Linked DNA regions of Homo sapiens: regions 1 and 2 are each linked to region 3. The links are chromatin loops, found by intact Hi-C in ENCODE. Cell type or tissue: chondrocyte. All regions are shown on one strand.

Region 1 (8,000 bases), 900 kb after region 3:
ACTGGAGGTTGAAAAATGATAATTTTCTCATTCTGTCTACATTGATTAGTTGGCATTTTTCTGTAAAGAAGAGTTCCTCTCCTCCCCCATCCCTTCTCTCTCTCCCTTTTTCTCTTTCTCTTTCTCTCTCCCCTAGTCTATTACCAACCATAGACTCATGAATACAGTATTGTTCTGTTTGACACTCAAAAATTGATCTAAATTTGGCCTGTGGGAGCCCATGCAAGCTGGCAGCCATGTGCCTTATTCCTCTCTGCATGTCTAGTAGCTCTGCTACTCTGGGCAAGTGACTTCATCTCTTTCTCAGTCTCTTCTCTGGAAGTTAGATAATGTAACGATTGACCTTGATAGGTTTTTTGTAAGATGAAATGAGTGAGCACATGTGAAACATTTGGAACTGTGCCTGCCACGCGCTAAAGCCAATGTAAGTGCTTGTTATTACATATTCTTATCATCTTTATCATGATGATCATCACAACCACCACCATCACCACCTCCCAGCCCAGGCTTTGGCATGGCTAGAGCTCCACAGGCAGCCGAGGGAGGAAGGGATGGAGGAAGAGAGAAAGGGTAGAGTAAAAATCTTTAAGAGGAGAGATGATATGTCAGCAACCCCTGGAAGCCCCTTCCTTCCCACCCTTCCTCCCAACCCTTCCTCACTCCCCTGCTCATGACCACTTGTTTGCTAATATCCAGCCTCCAGAGTAGGTGTGAAGCCCACCCTATCCCCTCACCCATGGAGACATATTTGGTGAACTGAACTAACACAGGGCTGTTAGATAAACCCGAGTTCTGGCTGACAAGATGTGTGCTCTTTCCCATCTGCTGCCTTCTAAACAATGCTGGTCTTATTATTTCAAACGACACGCAGTTCTCTCTGTAAATCTGCTTGTCATGCCAATTCAGATTTTATGTAAGTGCATTTCTCATTTCATTTTCCTCTGCATACAAGTCACTGATGCAAGGCAGCTAAACCCCAGGTCTGCCACACTCCCTGAAGGATGACCTTGGCCTAGTCTTCACTTCCTTGACCCCAGAAGGCACCTTGGTTCTCATTACAGAGACCATGAGGAGTCTCTGAAAGTTCGGGGGTAGGGGTGGTAAATTATGAAACAAGAACAACAGGAAGTTGGTGCTTGTTGAAGCTGGCAATGAGTGTATGAGAGTTGGTTGTATTATTCTCCCTAATTGCATATGTTTGAAATTTTCCGTAATAAGAAGTTGAGAAGGAAAACCTCTAAGAGCTGGGCATCTGGGCTGAGTTTTGCAGGGTGAATAAGAGTTTCTGGTCAAATAAGGAGCAGAGGAACAATCCAGACAGAAAGGGATGTCACAAGAGTAGAGCCCAGAGCTGGGCAGTCTAGTGGAAGATTATTCTATTTCACCCTAAAATCGTGAAGTGTGATTCAGTTCTGGTACTAACCACCCATAGTGCAGACCCCAGAAGCTAAGGGCTCAGTCCTCCACAAGACTGTCTTTACCTCAGACACCAGCTCAAGTGGGGTCCCACATCACCTGCCCTTCTGACCAACTGGCTACAAATGTGAAGGCTCCTAGTATTCCCTTCAGATTTGATAATTCACTAAAATAGCTCACAGAACTCAGGAAAGCACTATACTTATTACTACAATTTTATTATAAAGGATACAAATCAGGACCAGCCAAACAACAAGGTGAGACCCAGGAAGGTCTTGAATATAGAGCTTTCGTGCCCTCTCCCTGTCCATCTGCCCACTCATCCATCTATCTGCCCACCTATCCATCCATCCATCCATCCATTCACTCATCTGTTCACCCATCCATCCATCCATCCATCCATGCATCTATTCACCAATCCATCCATCCATCCATCCACCTATCCATCCATCCATCCACCTATCCATCCATCTATCCACCTATCCATCCACCTATCCATCCATCCCTCCATCCATCCATGCATCTATTCACCAATCCATCCATCCATCCATCCACCTATCCATCCATCCATCCACCTATCCATACCTCCATCCATCCCTCCATCCGTCCCTCCATCCATCCCTCCATCCATCCATCCATCCATCCATCCGTGCCTTCTCCCTGTAGAATCAGGGCCTGTCACTCTCTGGCCCATCAGTGTATTCACCAACAAGGAAGCTCCACTGAGCTTCAGTGTCTACAGTTTTTATTGGGGTTTCATTACATAGACATGATTGATAACTCAATCTCCAGCCTCCCTCACCTTACTGGAAGTAAGGCTGGCTCCAAGCTCCAATCTAACCACCTGATTGGTCTTCCTGGTGACCAGCCTCCAGCCCAAGTCATCTCATCTCAGCATAAACTCATGTGTGATCCAAGGGGATCCTGCGTAACAAAGATACTCCTATCACTAAAGAAATCCAAGAGTTGGCCAGGCACGGTGGCTCATGCCTATAATCCCAGCACTTTGGTAGGCTGAGGCAGGTCCATCACGAGGTCAGGATATTGAGACCATCCTGGCCAACATGGTGAAACCCTGTCTCTACTAAAAAATACAAAAAAATTAGCCAGGCATGGTGGTATGTGCCTGTAGTCCCAGCTACTCAGGAGGCTGAGGCAGGGGAATCACTTGAACCTGGGAGGCAGAGGTTGCAGTGAGCTGAGATTGCACCACTGCACTCCAGTCTGCCGACAGGCAAGACTCTGTCTCAAAAAAGAAAGAAAGAAAGAAAGAAAGAAAGAAAGAAAGAAAGAAAGAAAGAAAGAAAGAAAGAAAGAAAGAAAGAAAGAAAGAAAGAAGGAAGGAAGGAAGGAAGGAAGGAAGGAAGGAAGGAAGGAAGGAAGGAAGGAAGGAAAGAAGGAAGGAAGGAAGGAAGGAATCCAAGAGTTTTACAAGCTCTGTACCAGGCACCTAGGGCTAAGTCCAGACAAATGTTGTTTTACACAACAAAGGTACAAGGCAACAGAGAACACTAGGCAACAGGCACATGCTGAGTTTCCCATCTACACCTCTGCTTCTCTGGGTGCTCTGATTTGTGCTATCACCTGATTCTCAAGACATCACTGTAGAGTATATGTGCAGGGGAGGGAGAGAGGAAGGGAGGAGAGAGAGAGAAATGGAGAAAGAGAAGTGGAGAAAGTGACAGAAAGTAGAAGAGAGGGGAGAATGAAAGGAATGAAGATAAGGGAGATGGCAGAGAGAGGGAAAGTGGGGGAGATAGAGTGGAAGAGAATGAAAAGAGAGCAGGAGGAAAGAGACGGAGGAGGGAGAGAAGAGAAAGATTTTAACTGCACTTTACAAGAAACTGAGCTCCAGAGAGGATGAATGTCCAATTCAAAATCATATGAAAGAAGCAGCAAGACTCAAATCCAGGTGAATCATATTCCAACATGTGCTTATTCTGGTCTGGAGAAGAGGGCAAAGTAAGGATTTTATATGAAAATAATGAAGTTTCTGAGACTTTATTCTGATGGGTAATAAGAATCCGCAGAGGCTTGTAAACAGGGGAACGCAGTAACAGCTGTGCCTGCAGCTCCATAGGACATGGACAGGAGGGAGGCAGAGAGAGGTGGCATGCCAGAAAAGAAGAGCCAGGTCTAAAGGGGCAGAGATGAGGCCCCACCTAGAGGATTCATAGGGAAAGGCAATGGGAGACAGAGCAGGGACAAGGGATGCGCTGCTGGCTGACCCGTTTCCATTTAGAAGCATGAGCCCTGGCCGGGCATGGTGGTTCACACCTGTAATTCCAGCACTTTGAGAGGCTGAGGCAGCTGGATCACCTGAGGTCAGGGGTTCAAGACCAGCCTGGCCAACATGGTGAAACCCTGTCTCCACTAAAAATACAAAAGAATTAGCCAGGTGTGGTGGTGTGTGCCACCTGTAATCCCAGCTACTCAGGAGTCTGAGGCAGGAGAATCCCTTGAGCCCAGGAGGCAGAGGTTGCAGTGAGCCAAGATCATGCCAATGCACTCTAGCCTATGCGACAGAGTGACATTCTGTCTTAAAACAAAACAAAACAAAACAACCACAATAAAAAACAAAGAAGCATGAGGCCTTCCCCAGCCATGTAAACACAAGTTGGCTTATTATGTTATACAATATCCAGCCTCTGCTTTCTGCACATGTGTATGTCAGACAATTCTGCTTTTATGCAAATTGCTGTGTAATCCTTTCATCATCTAAGACATCACTGCTGCTGAATCCACCTGGTCCTCCTATCCCCCTGACAGTCTATACTAGTCATCCTACAGCAAAGAGGTCTATGGGCATATCCCCCCACCTTGAATTGCCAAATGAAATCTACCACGAACCAAGTGGCTTGAGGATTTTGCACACTGTCCCAGGCAGGTCAGGCAGAGCATTCAGGGGCAGCCCAGCCTGTCTCCTTTAGAGAGCCACACCTCCCTCATGCTGCTGGGTTCTGGAGAGAATGTTGGGGACAGCACACCCCACACACGCTTGCTACAGTGCAAGGCTCACATCCAGCCACAGCCACATGTGGCTCTTCATCCTCCAGCAACAGTGATGGGTCCAAGGGCAGCCAATCAGAATCATTGCTTGGAAGGAAAGCTGTCCTATTTCGGTTTGGGTTCATGCCAATCACATTCTATAAAGGTATGAAGGGCATCCTCCAGGCAAAGGCAAGAAGGGACTGGGGGTGAAAGCAGAGGGAAATAGAGAAGGAAAGTGAGAGAGATCACAATGTATATGAGGCCCTGGCTCAACCCCTGACGTTTCAAGTTATGTGAATCAATTATTCTGTTTTTCTTCAAGATAGTTATAAGCAAGTTTATTTCACTGGAGACGGTCATGCTAATCTATGGCATTGCTTTGAAATCGGTCATTTTCCATCTACTATTGTTGTTAGTAATTATCAGTAGCGGGCAGTGGCTCACACCTGTAACCCCAGCACTTTAGAAGACTGAGGCAAGAGGACTGCTTGAGGTAGCAGTTCAAGACCAACCTGGATAACATAGTGAGACCTCATCTCTACAAAAAAAAAATGTTTTAATTAGCCAGGTTTGGTGATGCATGCCTGTGGTCCCAGCTAGCCAAAAGGCTGAGATGAGAGGATGGCTTGAGCCCAGGAGTTGGGCACTGCAGTGTGCTATGATTATGCCACCATACTCCAGCCTGGATGACAGAGGAGACCCTGCCTCAGAAATAAACAACAACAACAAAAAACTATCAGCAGCATCCACTGGACTGTGCATCCAGGCAGCGAACTATTGGCTGCATTTGTCATTTTATTCCATCCTTGTTTAACCTGGAGAGATGAGCAGCAGTATTTCTTTTTTTTTTTTTTTTTTTTTTTTTTTTTTTTTTTTTTTTTTTTGAGAGAGAGAGTTTTGCTTTTGTTGCCCAGGCTGGAGTGCAGTGGTGTGAACTCGTCTCACCGCAACCTCCCCCTGCCAGGTTCAAGCGATTCTCCTGCCTTAGCCTCCCGGGTAGCTGGGACTCCAGGCACATACTACCACGCCCAGCTAATTTTCATATTTTTAGTAGGGACAGGGTTTCATCATGTTGACCAGGCTGGTCTTGAACTCCTTGCCTCAAGTGATCCACCCGCCTCAGCCTCCCAAAGTGCTGGGATTACAGGTGTCAGCCACCACACCTGGCCAGTATTTCATTTTATAGATGAGGATACTAACACTTGGACAGGTTTAGTGAATTGTTCTCAGATTCTTACCTTCTCAGCTTGTAAGTGATAAAGCCACTATGCAGATGGGAAAACTAAGGACTGGGGGAGAAAGTGATCTACTCAGTGTCACAGAGTAAGTCAAACTAGCAGCAGGATGCAAACTCAAAACCCTGAGTTCTCAGTCTAGTGCTCTGTTGGTCAGATCTGAACTATTTCAACAGACCAAAGGAGCTCTCCAAGGAACAGGATATGCCATTAGGCTGACTGCTATTCTGCCTTCCTGGATCCTCCCATTCACGTTTTAACCAATGTCAGGGGCTTAGAGGAAGGGCACATTCAGGATCCATGGACTGGACAGAAGTGTTTTTACTTTGTTTGTAGAGTGGCATAACAATTTGATTCAATACCTTACAACTGTGAGATTGCACACACAAATCTGGGCTATATCTTGGCAGCAGATTCCACTGGGCTTGGTGATGGATTGAATGTGGGAGTCTGACCCAGACTGAGAGCAGAGTGTCAACCAAACACAGTAAGTCCACCAGAGTCCCTCCCTCCCTGTCCCTGTTTCCATTCAGCAAATTGTTTCTGGCATTTCTACTACATGCCTAAGATCTGAGACAGCCAGAAACAAAGATGACACAGCCCTAGCTCCCAGATGATGCCTATGACAGGCAGATGTTTTTCTCCAATACTGCCATGTAACAAGTCCAAACTCTCAGTGGTGCAACATCATTTATTGCTTTTAAGTCTGTAGATTTACCGTTCTGGCTTTGGGGAAGTGGGGCAGGTTTGGGTGTGCTCCATGTCTCTCTCCAAGACCAGCAGCAAATACGGGCATTGTCTTCTCATAGCAAATAGCAGAATTGCAAGAGTCTGAGCAAAACTCCACAAATACAATTAAGCCAGACACAGTGGCTCATCCTGTAATTCCAGCACTTTGGGAGGCCAACGTGGGAGGATCTCTTGAGCCCAGGAGTTCAAGACCAGCCTAAGCAACATAGCAAGACACCATCTCTACAAAACAATACAAAAATTAACCAGGTGTGGTGGCTCACACCTGTAGTCCCAGCTACTTGGGAGGCTAAGGTGGGAAGATCATTTGAACCTGGGAGGTCAAGGCTGCAGTGAGCCATGACGGTGCCACTGCACTCCAGCCTGGGTGACAGAGTGAGACCCTGTTTCCAAAAAAAAAAAAAGAAAGAAACAAAACCTGCTTTTGCCACACCTACTAGCATTTTCTTGGCTAAAACAAGCTTCATGGTCATGTCCAAAGTCAATGAGAAATGAGACTGAGATAAGTACACTACCTTTCCTATAGATATTGCAAAGTCATATGGCAAGGGGGTACGGATGTATAATACTATTATATGAGAAGGGAGTAAAGATATGGTACTATTCAGTATTCATAATGGATCAGTCTTTTAAGTCATTGATTTGCCACTCTGCTGGGCCCTGGGGGAAAGGAGGTTGGAGAAGCAATAGAGTGGACTGATGTCAGTCTCTGCGTTAAGCCAGAACACACCTGCAGCTGTTAAATAGAGAATAGGAGATCGCAGTGGAAAACGCACTGGAGAGAGTGGAGCAGGTTGCATGCCCTAGCCTTTGGAAGGCGGAGAACAGCCAGGCTTGGTGGTTCTGGGACTCACGGCCAGAGGCAGGTGTCAAACGTCAAAGAGCCAGCTCCTCTTACTACCAGAGACCAAGTCAAGGCTAATGAGGAGGAGGCCCAGGAACAGGCCCTGGTGGGCAAATGCAGCTGGCTCCACCAGAGGCAGTTCTCACTAATTGTGCTTCTTTGGCAGATGACTCACCAAACAGAGGACTCAATCCCAAGCCCAGTGAGGGTCCAGCAGCCTTCAGGCCAGGGCCTTGGAGGCAGGCTGAGCACTGGGCAGCCAGCCAGACCAGATTCTGCTTGAAAGTGCCTGAAAACCTCCAGCCTGAGTCGCTTAGGTTCTGAAAACTCTGCCTCAACTCACTTCAAGCCTAGGTTTCACTGGAGAAAAGTTATGTGATGAGAGGAAGGAGGAAAGGAAAGATAGTGACTGGAAAAGAATTTTTACAAGTTCACAGAGTGGTTCTTTGAAGGGGTGGAGTCCTTGCTGGATGTGGTTCTTCTGCACTACACAGGAGACCATCCTCCTTTCTACCCACTCCTACCCATGACTCTTTAGAAAAGCCTGGCAGAGGGTCCTTCATAATAGCATCCTTGGTTCCTCGGTGAAATTCACCAAAACAGTGACCTATGTCTCCATTAGCTGCCAAGACACATCCAGGTGCCTCACTTGGGGCTCTGGTGGCAAACCTGGGGTGGAGAAATAAGCTTCCACCCATTAAATTGGCCCATGCAACCAGGAAGTCTCACCCATGCCAGGCTTCAGGACTCAAATCAGCTTGAGC
Region 2 (8,000 bases), 260 kb after region 3:
ATATTAAAAAATAAACCCCTAAATTAATACCAGTTTGACATACCCCTTCAAAAAAAAAAAACTCAGAAAGCACAATATAAGGCTCTCTGACAACCTGGAAATGAATGGTTTTGCAAAGCATAAAAAATTTGGCCTGTAGGATGACAAGAAAGTCATATGTCACCTGTGACTAGTTGTAACTCCTACCCTCAGGGTGGGTGTTGGTTTAATTTTGACTCTGGAGAAACGTAGAGCAGTAAAATGTATAAAAAACATGGGCAAGTTCACATCCCTCACTTGTCAGGGATATAAAGCAAAATCAAAATTATTTTCTAAGTCTTTGGACACAAAGTGATTATTTCTGGGGAATGTAAACAGTTGCCAATTCGAATACATATCAGTGGACTCCAGGTCAAGACTAAGGGACCAACAGGGTCAAGAGAACAGGCTGGCATCTGGATAAGCGAGTTATTAGGTATAAATTAATATAGGTAAATACCTCATTTGAAACGGAAATGGTTTGGCTGTGTCCCCACCCAAATCTTACCTCGAATGGTAATAACCCCCATATGTCAAGGGCAGGGCCAGGTTGAGATAATGTGATCATGGGGGCAGTTTTTCCTATACTGTTCTCTTGGTAGTGAATAAGTATCATGGGATCTGATGGTTTTATAAATGGGAGCTCCTGAACTCCTCCAAGTTCTCTTGCCTGCTGCCATATAAAACATGACTTTACTTCTCCTTTGCTTTCCGCCATGATTCTGAAGCTTCCCCAGCCATGTGGAACTGTGAGTCCTTGAAACCTCTTTCCTTTATAAATTACCCAGTCTTGGGTGTGTCTTTATTAACAGCATGAGAACAGACTAATACAGAAACACTGCATCAATTACCATAAAAGTAATTTATAGAGGAGACATTCTAAGGGATAACAATGTCTTAGACATAAGAAACACATCTCTAATGGTAAAATTTTAAACATAAAAGTAAACAGAGAGAAAATAAGATATTGAACCTAATTATAGGTCTTTCTATTTCTTCAAGTTAACCATGCAGTATGCGGTAAAAGAATAATTTAATATCAGATTGGCCAATATTTCTCAAGCTAAGAAGGAAAATACAATTTATTTTTCTCCCTGATTCTCTCTTTTACACACTAATTCCCAATACCTATATTTGTTAAGTAGTTATCATGTGCAGAAGGAAATAAAACATATGATTTTTAAACAGTCTCTGTTTAAAGTGAGTAGAATCAACAAGGAGATAAAAACGTCAACATAACCAAAATCTAGGAAGGAAGTAGCTGGATGACACAATGTGCAGATAAGATCTCTGTAGGATTAGTGGGAGGATGACCTCATGAGGGATAGTAACAATCAGAAGTAAGACCTTGGAGAAGATTTTGTGACCTATGGAGATAGAGAAAGGGCATCCAGAGAAACAGAACCAATAGGATATATAGATAAAGATTTATTATGAGGAATTGGCTTACATAACTATGAAGGCTGAGAAGACCCAAAACTTGCCATACATTAGCTGGAGGCCCAGGAAAGCTGGTTCCAGTCCCAACCCAAAGGCCTGATAACCAAAAGAGTCAATGATGTAAGTCCCACTCCCCAGTCTGAAGGCCTGAGAACCAGGAGCACTGACATCCGAAGGCAACAGAAAGTGGATATTCCAGCTAAAGCAGAAAGAGCAAATTCACCCTTCCACATTTTTGTTCTGTTCAGGTGTTCAAAGGATTGGTTGGCTTCTACTCACACCATTATCAGATTGGCCAATATTTCTTAAGCTAAAAAGGAAAATACAATTTATAAATATAAAATACATGGGGAAGAGAAATCTACTCTACTCAGTCTACCAAGTCAAATACTAATTTCCTCTAAAAACATTCTCACAGACATAGCCCCAAGTTTTACCAGCTTTCTGGGCATCCCTTAGCCCAGTCAAGTTGAAACATAAAATTAACTATCACAGCATCCTAGGGTGGGTAAACATCCATAGCAAAGACATCTAAAAAGAAGAGGAGATACGGTGTTTTTGGTCTAGGCCACAGGGGGCATCATTGACACTATTTTGTGATAACCTATTTCATCGTAGATGCTGTTACTTTCGTTAGGGTTGTCTCTATGAGCTTTTAATCCTCAGCATAATTCTATTGTTCAATATCCAATCTGTCATGACAGAAAACTTTTTATTAAGCAGTTACAATATGATCACCCTTTATGCTAAGCATTTTGAATTTTGTGGTATTTTTGGCCAAAATAATTGACTTCCCTGTAGCTGTGGACATTGCTGCAACTTTGTAACTGCCTTCTGATTTTGGACTTGTTTTGTGGCAAAGATGTTGTTATACTAGATCTGAGCCCAAGCCTCAAAAGGTTTTGAATCTCTCTTTCTCTCTGTCTCCATCTCCTCTCTCTCACTCACTCACTCTCTCTCCTTTTGTCTCTTTCAATCTCTCTCTCTCTCTCTCCCCACCCTCTGTCTCCCCCAGAACTTTGTCCAACCACCATGAGAACAAGTCCAGAGTAGCCTACTGGAGAAAGAAAACTCAGTTTTTCCAGCAAAGACCATTCTAGAATCTTGAGCTAGCCAACTCCCAAACACATGAAAGAACTCAGACAGGATCGGCAAAGCCACCTACCCATCTTGTAGCTGAACATACAAGCAAAAATGAGCCCAGGTAAAACAGAAGAGCTGCCCAAATCACCGGTAGACTCATGAGCCAAAATAAACAGTTGTTTTAAGCCATTGAGCATTGTTAGTTTGTTATGCAGCAACAGCTAGCTGATATACATATACTGCTCACAACCAACTGTGAAACAGGTATTGTTACACATCCCCATTTTAAAGGTGAAATAACTAAAGTTTTAGAGAACGAAGTCACTTGTACTAGGTCACGTGTAGCTAGTATTTTAATTCAGATTGTCCTTTTTCTAGAGCCAGAAGGCTTAACCACTTGCTGATACTGCCTATCCATATGATCCAAATGTTGTAGTTATATTTGGAATAAGTAAAATCAGGCACATATTAAGAAGCAGAAACAAGATGCAAAGTCAGGTCTGCCTTACCCTAAACTCACACACTTGTTGTGCCATCCTATCTTCTCTCACACAAAAGGGAAGCACTGAAAAATCAATACCATGATAAAGGAAGATTGAGGTCAAATCTACATGCTTTTGGACACCAGGGCAAAGAGCTTTAGCTGCTTATGTTTTGAAGATAGTAAGCAGTCCTACAATTATTTTAGCAAAGGTAGTACAAAAGTGCTTACCTTCTTTAGGCAGCGTAGGGGTAGCAGGAACACTTTCAAACATGCCATAACCCAAGAATGAATTCGGTATTTGTGTTTTCTGCCAAGCAAAATATCTCTCTGCAGAAAAGGGCCCTCTCTTTAGCTTAAAAATAAATTCAGGATGAATAAACCTCAAAAACTTCAGGGGCTAGGTCAGAAACATATCTTCCATGCAGAATATAAACACCAACTTTTTGTAGAGTCATGAAGTGTCCATATTTTTTTAAATCATAAAATATGTTGGCATACTTTACTTCCACAAGGACCCCTACCATGAGGATAACCTTAATCCAGCACAAAAGAAAAATATTTACAGGAACTGAGGCCGGTAAGTTGTTCTCCCCTGTGTGATGTGATATACTGACTACTCTGATTATGCAACAGTTTGATGGGCATGGTAGAAAAAAACGCTTAGGAGTATAAATATTAATGCTTAGGCAGTGATTTGTGTAAACTGTGTAGCAAAAACAAAAGTACAAATATAAGTTTTTCACATATTTGCCTTGTCTATGGCATATATTATTCACACCACATGTTTTCCATCTCTACAGCTCTTCTGAGTGACTGGAAACCATATTTCTCAAATACTGAATTCTCATAAAATGTTTTTTGTTTCTTTGTCTTTTTATTTAAATCTTGAATCAGATGAGAATTGTACCTGGTTTGCAAACTGGCACTAAAGCATTAAAATTGGGTTTTAAAAGTTTCTTTTGTGAATATTATGGGATATCCAAAAAGTTCAGGATGGCAATATCAAACAGCATCAAAATGTTTCTAAACTTTTTAAAAAATGTTCTCCTTTTATGTCAAACGATGCAGTGTTCATAGAATAAAAATCTCTAATTCTCTTTTGACATGATCTGTAAGTGAGGAGGTAGTGGAGTTCTTCCTTCCACTCTTAGAATTCTACAAAGAAGCCCTCAGTAGTGACATGGGAAAAGAGGTTCTTCCTTTTCTTTGCTAGAGATGGAAGAGAAGCTGCGTTCTTTCTCCTGTGCCCTGCATAATACACCCTCCACTAATACCGTTACTGCTCATACCTATTGTCCTTAAGAAACACTAATGTGATCCTCTGCTTCTTTCTTCCACCAAGTATCTGTTCTTAAGTTACAACATGTAGCCAAATTGGGAATACACATACTGTGATTCAAACAGATTTCATAGCTTACCTGGCTGATTCTAGTGAACCTTATTGAGGCAGGAACTCCTGACCAGGTTACCATGTTAACCTTGCACAGTTAATAGCACATGAGCTGTGGAGCATCGTATTCTGCCCTAAGAGTTTTCACCCACCTAATCAACAAGTATTTCTGGAGTATCTGTCCACTGTCAGATCTTGTGCTTGGTACTGAGGATATAGCAGTGTGGAATGTAACGAGATGAGCATGGCCCTTGGAGACAGTGGGAGAGAGATAATAAGAGTAAAAAATGAAACAAAGTGATTATTGATTGTGATACATGCTCTAATGGGAATAAACATGGTGGTACCGTATACAATAAGTCTACTCTGCAGAGGAGGACTTCTATAAGGAGATGGCATTGGAGTTGAGACCAGAGTGATGAGACAAAGCTCATCATGTGGAGATGGGCAGAAATACATTACCATAAAAAGTAAAAGGAAGTGCAGAGGGCCCACAATGAGAAGAGCTTGGTATGTTCAAGGAAATGGAGCAGGTAGCAAAAGAGGAGTCCAGGAGACTGGGCAGGATCCAGATCACTTAGTGTATTAGTCCATTTTCATGCTGCTGATAAAGACATACCCAAGACAGGGTCATTTATAAAAAAAACAGATTTAATTGACTCACAGTTCCACATGGCTGGGAAGGCCTCACAATCATGGTGGAAGGCAAGCAGGACCAAGTCACATCTTACATGGCGGCAGAGAAGAGAGAGAACTTGTGCAGGGAAACTCCTTTTCATAAAACCATCAGATCTTGTGAGACTTACTCACTATCATGAGAACAGCATGGGAAAGACTCACCCCTGTGATTCAATTACCTCCCACTGAGTCTCTACCATGAAACATGGGAATTGTGGGAGCTACAATTCTAGATGAGATTTGGTGGGGGGGGGTTGTGGTGCACAGCCAAACCATATCATTTAGACACTTGCCAACCCTAACAAGAAGTTAGAATTTTACAGGAAGTGGAAAGTTTTTGAAGGGTTGCAAGTGGAGATGAAACTTGATCTTATTTATATAGACTCTTGCTCAACACTCAGGATTGGGACTTCCCTCCAAACATTGTTTTGTAGGAAACTTTCCCATAAGGGAGCTTCTGCACTTCTTCTCTGGAGTCAAGACTCCATCCTCACCACAGGGTTTCTGTTTACTGTCTGGGCTGCTACTTGGCTACCCCTTTTTCCCTCTGATGCTGGTAATGATGGCTATCTAGAAATCTCTTCTCCATTACTCTCCCATCACTTCCACATGCTCAAACAGTTATCCCAGCTAAGTCTGAATTCAATGTGTTGCCTCTTGGCAGACTGAGGGTCCAGCTACTGTTGAATATCCACTCGGGAATCTAGACAGGTCTTCATCCTCTTCCTATTGTAACCAGCCACTCAGATCTTGGCATGCCTTCTGAAAGCTGAATCTACAAGAGCTATTCTAATGCTTAATATCCCCAAGCAGAAATAACTCAAGGCAGACATCTACAAAACAGACATGTTTTATGCTTTGTCCTGTTCTGGTCATCTGAATCTTAATTGAAATAAATACACAGTATTTCCCAATCCTAATAAGATCATAGTTTCTTCCTTATTTTTCCCTTCCTTCCTTCCTTCCCTCCTTCCTCCCTCCATTCCTTCCTTGCTTCCTTCCTACCTTCCTTCCTTCTTTCCTCTTTCTGTCCTGTTTTCTTTCTTTTTCCTTCTCTACCATCCCTCTCTACCTTCTTTACTCTTTGGTCCTTCTCTACCATCTTTCTTTTTCCATCCTTTGTACTTTAATAACTAAAAGAAAGATGAAGTCCCTTAAAGGATTTATGAACATGATAATCCTGGTAATAATACTAATTATGATGATAATAAAATTATCATAGCTAACACTTATTATAAATCCTCACAACTCTAATTGGTACTATTAATATCGCTATTTAAACATGAAGAGCTTGAAACCTGTAAAGGCTAAGGCACTTGTCAAGGTCACAGAGGTGGCATAAGACAGAACTGGGTGGCCCAAATGCAAAGGTCATGTATGCCTCACCATGCTTTGTTGGATACCTTGTATTGTGAAGCATGAGTGAGCCTATATTCTGTATTGAAAACTTTGTGAAGTGTGCCATGCAGAGAAAGGCATTTTTAACTATCATCTGAAATAAGATAAGTGCAATTACAGAGAGGGCTGTTCGATCCAGTTCTGATGTTGACCTCTCATTCCTCTTCCCAGAAGTGCTGGTAGAAATGCTTGACAACTGTGTCTGATGGACACACAACTGGAAAAAGCCATATTGTGGGTGTCTATGTGTGTGTGACCCCACTTTCTGCCATGAATCCTGAACCAGTCCAGATCCCTTATCTCTCAGTTAAGTGTATACATCAGTAAGGGTATACCTCCATTTATTTCTGCTTCCTTCCAACATGCTTCCTATTGATATCTGTGCTTATTTGAGTATTCAGCGGAGCTCTCTGTTTTGCCAACCTGAATGCTGAATTCTGCCCCTGCTCTCTCTGCAGCGGTGGTAGTGTTGGTGGTGTCTGTATTTAGGGGTGGCAGTCATTTGACCACTGTGGTTTATGGACAAGTGTTTTACATGCTTTTCTGAGGAAAGAGTTAATTCCAACTGGGGGTTTATGGCAAAAATAGATTATCCATTAGATAAAGACAGTCCTCAATAACCCTCTTCAGCCCCATTAAGTATCACCTGTCAACAGGCTCAGCACTACCTCGGGGCGTGACAACATAATCTCTGTATTTCCATTAGTGGGTTGGGTCAGTTGTATCATTCACATTCGGGATAAGTACCACTCCAAGATGACTTATTTATAAAATAATGTAATTTAAAATAAAAATCCAGAAGGTTTCTGTGTTTAAAGCCATGGATCACCAAAGAAACTGGTCCTATTATCATTTGATTTGCTCTATCAAATTAGACATAATTACACAGAAGTATTTATTTGCTTTTGTTTTTGTTTTTTGAGGCAGAGTTTCACTCTGTTACCCAGGCTGGATTGCAGTGGTCCAATCTCAACTCACTGCAACCTCTGCCTCCATGGTTCAAGTGATTCTTGTGCCTCAGCCTCTCGGGTAGCTGGGATTACAGGCATGCGCCACCTCACCCAGCCAATTTTTTTGTAGTTTTAGTAGAGATGGGGTTTCACCATGCTAGCCAGGCTGGTCTCAAACTCTTGGCCTCAAGTGATCTGCCAGCTTCAATCTCCCAAAGTGCTGGGATTACAGGCATGAGCCACCATGCCTGGCCAGAAGTATTTATTTGACTAGACAACGTATACAGACATGCACACAAAATCATCATGTACAATATTCTCCAAGAAATTAGGGCCTGGGCTAAAATATGTTTTAGGAAGTCTCTGTAGTCTAGAGAACTGTTTCTGAAAAATATACCAAATCTAAAATAACAGCCACTAAGTTGCTTTTGGTTGTCTTGTAAATTGACTTCATTATATATATATATATATATATATATTTTAAATACAATAGTCATTCCTTTTCCGTGGTGGTTTCGCTTTCTGCAGTTTCAGTTACCTACAATTAACCACAGTCCAA
Region 3 (8,000 bases):
TCTGAAAACAGATTTGAATATAAGAGATCAAAGTTTACCAACTTCATAAGTTACCACTTCATAAGTCACAGGCATTCACAGGCAAGGTTCCAGGACATGCTATGCTCCTGGGAGCGCAGTACTGGCATTGTAAATCAGACCACGAGGTCAATGTCATGGCGTTTCCCATATGAGGGTCCCCAAACCAGAATCTTTACAAAGCAGCCATGTAATTCTATTCAAAGGAGAAGAAAAACCATGAATTATGAAGACAAGTGCATTAAAAGAGCATGAAATTGATCCGTATTCCCCCAAATCATGGCGTGGCTCTCCAAGTCTGTCCCCTGCCCCCTCCTCCCACAAATAAACAATCAAACATGCACATCCACAGCCACCACTCTACAGAGGGAACATGAGTTCTAAGACATAAAAAAAATTGCGCCATAACTATTTTTTTTAAATTTTCAAATTAACAAAAGATTGCATCTTAATTGAAAATAGAATTTAGGTTTCTAGTAATTTTACTGTCTGGTGTTCTGATAAGAATGCTGAACGTAATGAAAGTTCTGAAGTGCTATCAAGATGGTCCACTGCTTCAGTTAGAACTATTTTAAAAGCTTATTTTCCTAGGCAGCAATAAGCAGCCATTTGAATAAATCTACATGTCTGGGGCTCGCCAGATTATCCAGTCTCAATCCTTCCAAGGCCTGCCTTCATTCCCCCTTTCCCAGGGGTGAGGAGGGTGGTTTATTCTTTCAAACAATGTCATAAAATGCCCAGTTTATGCAGACTCTGAAGTAACAACTAAAATGATAGTAATAATTTTTATTAATAATAGTGCATGCCTGCAAGACATTTTAATGTCTTAATTTACAATGTTTCAAAAGTAAGATGTAAAGATAATCCTTACTCAAGCAAAGTTTCCTGGCCTTTCAGATGCCTTTCCCTGGTCTCTACTGAAAAGCACTCACATTCCTTTTGTACTAGGCTGGATTTCAGTTTTTCACAGAGGTTCGAATTCCAGAGCCCACTGGCCAACTCTAAAACTTGGAATCAGAGATTACATTTAAGGAACTTCAGTAGCTGGAGCCTCAGAGTGCTTCTCGTATTGGCCACAACTCTGTCCCTTTGTTTTGTAACTTTTTTTCCTTTGTCCTATTGGAAGAAGACCAGGCTCCCTGCAGCTAGGGTTGGGCAGTTAATATTTCTGTTCTGGTGTCTGCACCTACGTATTTGTAGGAAAAACAATTCCAGGATTAACGAAAAGAAGGTCAGTCCCTTCTCTTCTCTGCCAACATATTAGGCTCTAGCGCTCAGAGCCCAGCCTGGCAAATGTGCTCATGCGATGCTACAGGATCCTCGCTCCTGAGAACACATCTGCATCCCCATCCCCAGGAAATCCAGACACCCCGCAAAACCATCGACGTCTGCTGCAAGCCCAAGTGATGAGGAAATTGATCCGTCCTCTAGCCAGATTAATTATGGTAGCCTCCCTGTGATTAAAACGAAAACTTACTGCCTCATATTAAACCGATAGCCATGATTAGAAGAAGAAAATAAGAAAAGATTTCAGAGCGATCGTAGCACGATTTCTTTAGGGGGAGACGAAGGGGGAAGACTTTAGTGAAATCTATACCCTCATACAGCCGGGTTTCAAGAACAACCCCCCACTCCCATCCCTTAGGGATAACCCGTCGTCAGGCAGGGATGGTATTAAATAATTAAAAGATGCGATTTCTTAATAGCAGTGTGATGGCCCATGAAATTCCTACTGCATTATCAGCAAAAGCAACAGGGCTTCTTCTAGCACCTAGAAAACCTTTCACCCGGGAGAGGCAGGCGCGGCGAGCCCCGGGCGAAAGCAGGGCCTCGGCAAAAAAACGGACAAGGAAGCCGGACCCGCAAGCCTCCCCCGACCCCACTTTCTCTGGGGACTCCGCTTCACAGCGTGAGGCGGGCCCTCCTACAGTTCCTCTGGGTTGGGGAGGGGGGAGAAGGGAGCTCTCCTCGCCGTCCTCCCCATCTGGCCAGCTTCTCAGTGCTTCCCACCTCCCGGCTCGCGTTCCGGGGCAGAGCGCAGGGAGGGAGGCCGTGCGTGCCGGGAGCTAGAGAGGCTTGGCGCGCTCCGAGAAGCGGCGCAGGTTTCGGGAAGGTGTGGTTCTCAAAGTTAACGTTGACCCTGGCAGCTTTCGCCAATCCCAAGCCAGAGGCGAGCCCGAGTCTGGGCCGCTCATGGACCTACTCCTGCGCTGGTGGGAGCTTACAAACGGGCGCCAGAGCTCCCGCAGAGACTCGGGCTGGAGGGCTGTAGCGCACCGCAGCCTGCTGCCCCAGAACCACAGTCGGCGGCCCCAAACCCACGCTATTAAAGTGCGGGCAATCTCCTTCCGGAGCTGGGGTCTTTCCGTTTTCCCGGGCTTACCCGGCAGTCTCGACTGCAGGGACTAAGCCCCGGGGAGCTTTCGGCAGGGATCCGGGAGGATGGAGTAAGAACCCCGCAGAGCGCGGTCATGTCGCCGCTTTGGGGAAGCGGCGCAGGGCTGGCGGGCACCGCGCCGTGGGCGACTTTCCCCAGAGATATGACCGGGGACAGTCGGCGTGTCCGGAGGTCTGCTCTGCAGTCTCTTGCCCCAGCCAGGTACAAACCCCCTCTGCTGTGGCCTCGGCGCAGACCCCACAGGAGGCCGGAGCCAGGGAGAGTCGTGGAGCGCACATCTGAAGCCTCCGTCCCCTGCTTTGCCCGCGCCCACAGCTGGCTCCCTTCTCCCTTTCTGATTTTTAAACAAATCTCTCCCTCCCTTTTGCTTTGCGTTAGTGAAGCCTTCTCGACTCAGATACCACCGTCCCCCTCACCACCCCGCCCCGCCAAGACATTCTCTTCCTGAGAAAATCCTGCCCCCCATTCCAAGAAGCCCCAACCAGGCGAGAGGAAGGGACTGGCGGCGCACCTCACCTGGGGCCCTTGAGGGTGGACGCAACCTCCGAGCCGCCAGTCCCTGGCGCAGGGCAAGCGCTGCGGTGTCAGTCCCGGCCCCAGTCCCGGTCCCATTCACAAGTCAGCGGCGGCTGCGAGCGGCCCCCGCGGCATCTGCTCCTCGGCCCGCGACGCTCCCCTCAGCTGGCGGCGGCCGCGGAATGAGCCGCCGAGCGCGCTAGTGGCAGGAATGAGAAACCGGGGGGAGGTGGCGGGCGGGCAGGCGGGTGCGGGGCGGGGGGGGCGGGAGGAGGGAGGCTGCCGCTGTGAGGGAAGGAAAGGGCGGGGGCTGAGAGAAGCCGAGGCTGCGAGAGGCAGCGAGATGGGCCTCGCAGAGGCTGCGGGGGCCGACCCCGTCCGCGCCCCTCCCCCCAGGGGCCCAGAGATGCTAACCCCTGGATTCGTGGCCGCCCCTCCCGCCCCGTGGCGCGGCGCTCCGACTCCCTCAGGGCTCAGATGGAGTCTGGAGCGACTGAAGTTGGGCTCCAGGGACGCACAGCCAATCAGGGAGGGCGGCGGAGGGAAGCTGGAGAGGGGTTGGGAGCCCCCATTTTCCTCCTTCCCCCAAATCCGCTCCAGCTGGCCAGGCTGGGCTCTCGCCTGGCGGGCCGGGATGGTGGTTGGGGGAAGGTATCGTCCAAGTGAGGGAAGCAATTGGGAATTCGGGAGCGCGTTCTATTCTTTCTCACTCCACCACCCCACCTTCCAAAAATCCCTCAACGTTGGCGGCTCCTGCCCAGCCCCCACCCCTCTCAATCTCCCATCCCTTGCAAACTCTTCTGGTGGCTCTGGTGGTGAAGTCGGGCGGGGAGGGAGACTTAGGACTTGGGAAGAGCCCAGTCTCCGTTCTCTCTCAGCTCTCCTCTCGTCTAGTGCCCCCCACGCAACGCCTCGGAGAGGGGTGCGCGGGGAGCGCTTCGCCGGGGTCGGCCTCGCTCCAGCTTTTGGGAGGGTGCCTTGGCCCCTACCCCAGCCAGGTATCAGTGGCCCCCGCCGGTAGTGTCACTTGTTGCCACTCCCTCGCTACAGACCCGCCAGGGCCCGGTGGAGTGTGCGTTTCTACGGGAGAAAGGGCCTAATGGGGCGCAGCGCCGGAGTCCTAGCTCCTTCCTCCGCTGTTCCCCTCACTGACGACTCGCTACCGTGAGGGTTCCCCGGGCCTGCTTCCTGCCCTCCCTCCCCGAGTCGCCGGGAGAAAGGGCTGGCAGGGCCGGGGCTTAGGAATCACGCCAAGGACTGGGCGGGGCGCTCGCGGTACCGGGAACGGCGTGGGGATCCGCACACCCAGCAGGGAACAACCATGCCTGTGTGGGGACCCCTGGCTTGAACAAGTTTGCAGGGTGGGAGGTGGAGGCAAGAGAGGAGGCGGAGGAAGGTGGAGACGCCAGTGGGTGAAGGCTAAAAAGGAACCGCCTAGGGGGACGGGGATGAGGCTGGGAAAGGAGAAGAGATGGACCCGCGAAAAAGACGGGGAAGGAGGCTGCGGAGGGAAAGCTGGGCGCCACAGCCAAGCAGTTTGAAAGGGCTAGAGGGGAGGAGACGGGCCCAGGAGTTAACGGAAAAAGAGGCCGAAAACGGAAGAGAAAGCTTGGGATCCTGAGCGCATGGGGAAGGAACCCCAGTGCGGGGCTAAGGCAAGAGCGGCCGAGCCCTGCCCTCCAGCTCCTGGTCACCAGCCCGCGGGTCCCGAGCGCCCGCAGCCGCCCGGGTTTCCACACGGCTTGGGGAGACGCCCGCGGGGGCGGGTGCCGGCGAGGCTGCCCCGGGACCTACCCTCTTCGGCCTGCGCGCCCGCGTTTTTCTTGACGACTCCAGGATCCGGGTGGCGCTGCGTGCCTGCCCCCAGTCCGCGTCCTGCGCGGAGAGGATGCCTCTGTCACCCTCTGTGTGGACGTGGCCTTTGAACTCCTCATTCCTCCACTGCGGGGGAAGAGCTGTAAGTTTCCAGCTGCCCGGTTATCTTACTCCTCAGCCTTCCCCCCACCATAGGTGTCCAAGGTGATAGCCCCCTGGGTCTCCAGTAACCCCCCAACCTCGCACCACACTCTGCGCAAGGGACGCGCGAGGACATTGACTCCCGGTGCTTTCCTGTAGAGCGCCAGAGAGCAGATCGTGGTGCCTGCCACTCCTGCCTCCCCCTGTGGGTCCCTGGCCCTGAACCTTTTCAGAGCTCTACCCTGCTTCCTCTGTCTGCCTTTTTGGCCTCTGCTGTAACCCCTAAAACTTTGGGTACTTCCCAAGCCACCGCCGAAAGTCCCCACTCTAATGAGGCATGGTGATGGTAATAGGATGATCTGGTGGCGTCATTTCAGCTTATAAATGAAGTTACTTACACAGGAGAGGATGGACAAGGGGTCCGGCTTTCCCTCAGAGGTACTCGAGTTTTGCTCTTGTTTGGCTACAAACTATTGCCTGGATTTTCTCAACCCTTCCACGTGGTCCTAGAGGGAGTGTGAAGTCACGATCAATCTGATCATACATATATTATACAAAGATGCCCGGGATCTGTAATGATTAGGACATCTCTTGATCCATGAAGCAAGTTTCATAAACTCCCTTTTGGAAGCGTGTCCAAAGATGAACCTGGCCACATGTCAGCTGACATTAGCTGGACTTTGACCTCTCCTCTCTGTTCAGCATTTATCGAATCACAACAGTTGTTTTTATAGACCATCCCTTTAGTAATGGGTGCATCAGCCGATTTTAAAAAGTAAGTTAAAAACTGCTTGATAAGTTTCCACTGACACTACACACCTGAATCAGATGGAACCTAGTGTATAGCAGCAGTCAATAACCCTTTGCACAACCCAGCAAGTTAGGATTCTACTCAAGAGAACAGGAAACATGTTCACACAAAAACACACACCAGAATGTTCATAGCAGCCTTATTTATAATAGCCAAAATCTGGAAACAACACAAATACCCATCAACTGGTGAGCAGATAAACAAAAGAAACAACATAAATACCCATCAGCTGGTGAGTAGATAAAGAAAACAGGGTGTATCCATACCATGGAATATTGTTCAGCAATAAAAGGGGAAGAAATACTGATGTTTGCTACATCACGAATGAACTTCAAAAACATATGCTGAAAGCCAAATGAAAAACAACATATTGTATGATTTTCATTTATATGAAATGGCCATTTATATGAACTGGAAAGGCAAACTTATAGAAACATAAAGCCGTGGTTGCCCAGGGCTGAGGATTTGAACAGGAATTGACTGCAAATAGAACTTGAGGGAATTCTGTTGGGCAATCAAAATGCTCTAAAACTAGATAGTTGTGATGATTGCACAAATCTATAAATTTACTAAAATCATTGAATTGTAACCAAGAAAGAAAAAAAAATCCTTTCATATCTTTATTCCCAGAATATCTGTGACCTGCAGCTAATCCACAAGAGGAAACTTGGCAAAGCAGTTTCAGAGAAAAATATGTTAAAAAAAGATTTTTAGTTCTTATGGAAAGATAACCATATTTCTATTCAGCAAGTTCTATTTTGGCTGCTGCTTTGGAGAACCTTATAAGTTTTAAAGAAAGTTAATTCCCCCCTTTCACTCTTCTAAGTGATTAATTCCTGGGAACTAGAGTTAGGCATTCCAGTTCGTGACATTTTAAACACACCTACTCATAGACACAGTACAAAGTGCACATTTCAGAGGGGATTTTTTTATGACTGTGTTAGGATCTGTCTTAGAAATCCTTATCAAGCACTTGGGTGGAGTATTGTGTGATTACAGTTTAGATTTAAAAAAGTAAAAGAATAGAAAAAAAAAAAAAAAAGAACCCACTGACAGCTTAAATCGAAAGATTCAGTTCAGCCAGCCAGCCAGAAGTTTGGGTGTTTATCTTAACTTGCCTCACCTTTCCTTCACCTTGTTCTTCTTCAAGGGAGGAAGCCAGCCTTCACGGTTGCTCTGGAGCCAGGATTAAACAGCCCCTTCTGCTTCCTGCGGGTTCCAATCCAGAGAGATATGAGGCCCAAATGGGCCTTTTCTTGTCTTTGTCCTTGCCTGCACGAGGCTGTTAATTTCCTGTCAGTTCCTTCATCAAAGGTACCAGGCTGTCATTCCTTTGATGCGCCTCTCCTCAGACTCTGAAGATAGCCAGACCCTGCTGAGTCAGTTCCTTGTTTAGACTTAGAAGTTCCAGGCTCCCCAGGTCTTCTCAAAGCTTCCTGCTCTAGAGGCATCCTTTGGTAAATGGTGTAAAGAGTGATGCAAGATCCAAGCGGGGCGTTAGTTTCATCACATTGCAGTGGGCTCCAACCACGCCTTCCCCAGGCAGAGGAGGAAGTTAAGAAAGATGGAATGGGAATACCATTTCTGAATCAGACACTTCAGGAAGATATTCCCACAGCTGGATCTTTAGAGCAAGGTGGGAGGACCACAGGCCTTTGATCTGTCTGATTCCTGGCTCTGCCACTCCTTAGCGCCATAACTTTGGCTAAAGACTTTATCTCCTTGAGATATGCTTTCCAAATCTATACAATGGGCATTACTATCTGTGCCTAGATTGTGGTGGGGATTCAACATGCTCACATACCTAGAGCCAAAAGCACTAAGCTTGGAGCATAGGCTTCATAAGTGAAAGTTATTAATTACTATTATTAATTATGAGGCCTGATTATTATCACATTTTAAATGACCTGAGCAAGAAAAGAGACATGCTACAATTGTGAATTATAATAATTATAGAGATTAATCTTATCTTAGAACTGGTTATAAAACTGGCCAAGAATATTATGGCAGTTCAAAATTTCTGACACTGTAAATTGTCTAAATAAGGCTTGATTGAGGTCAGGTAGAATGAGATGTGCCAGGCTTGGGGGCTGAGGCTCTGAGTTCATATCTTAGATCCGCCACAAATTCATTGAGTCACCTTGGGAAAGTCATTTCCTTTCTCTGAGCCTCAGTTTCCCTAACTGCAAATAAGAGCTTACCTGAAATGAGCTCTGAAGAAGGTTTTTTCCAGAGTTTAAATCCTGGGCTTTTTAAGTGCTACTCATCATTTCATGTATTGAGACATCACATTGTACCCTA

What was found. Hi-C counts contacts between places; a loop is a spot of excess contacts. Peaks named below come from ENCODE experiments on the same cell type or tissue, not always from the same donor. Only the 100,000 strongest peaks of a DNase experiment are listed, where the experiment ranks them.
Region 1: a loop joins it to region 3, with 4 times the contacts of the local background. A loop is called at or near these places in 5 of 110 quality-filtered maps.
Region 2: a loop joins it to region 3, with 3 times the contacts of the local background. A loop is called at or near these places in 4 of 110 quality-filtered maps.

The regions. Positions count from the first base shown.
Region 1 is chr16:66,022,849-66,030,848 of GRCh38, forward strand. No RefSeq gene overlaps it. Among named protein-coding and RNA genes, the nearest start is that of CDH5, 340 kb to the right of the region's middle. RefSeq lists an enhancer at 7,278-7,777. In chondrocyte, a CTCF peak has its summit at 3,580; no DNase peak of the experiment used is centred here.
Region 2 is chr16:65,383,340-65,391,339 of GRCh38, forward strand. All of the region lies in intron 2 of LINC00922 (long intergenic non-protein coding RNA 922), which reads right to left. All of the region lies in intron 3 of LOC124903780 (a long non-coding RNA gene), which reads left to right. Among named protein-coding and RNA genes, the nearest start is that of LINC00922, 190 kb to the right of the region's middle. In chondrocyte, CTCF peaks have their summits at 3,333 and 3,533; no DNase peak of the experiment used is centred here.
Region 3 is chr16:65,118,948-65,126,947 of GRCh38, forward strand. CDH11 (cadherin 11) reads right to left here and starts at 3,116. Exons shown (of 13, transcript NM_001797.4): 1 at 2,933-3,116. In chondrocyte, CTCF peaks have their summits at 1,195, 3,118 and 3,330; DNase peaks (open chromatin) are centred at 2,534, 3,394, 4,074, 4,734 and 4 weaker places.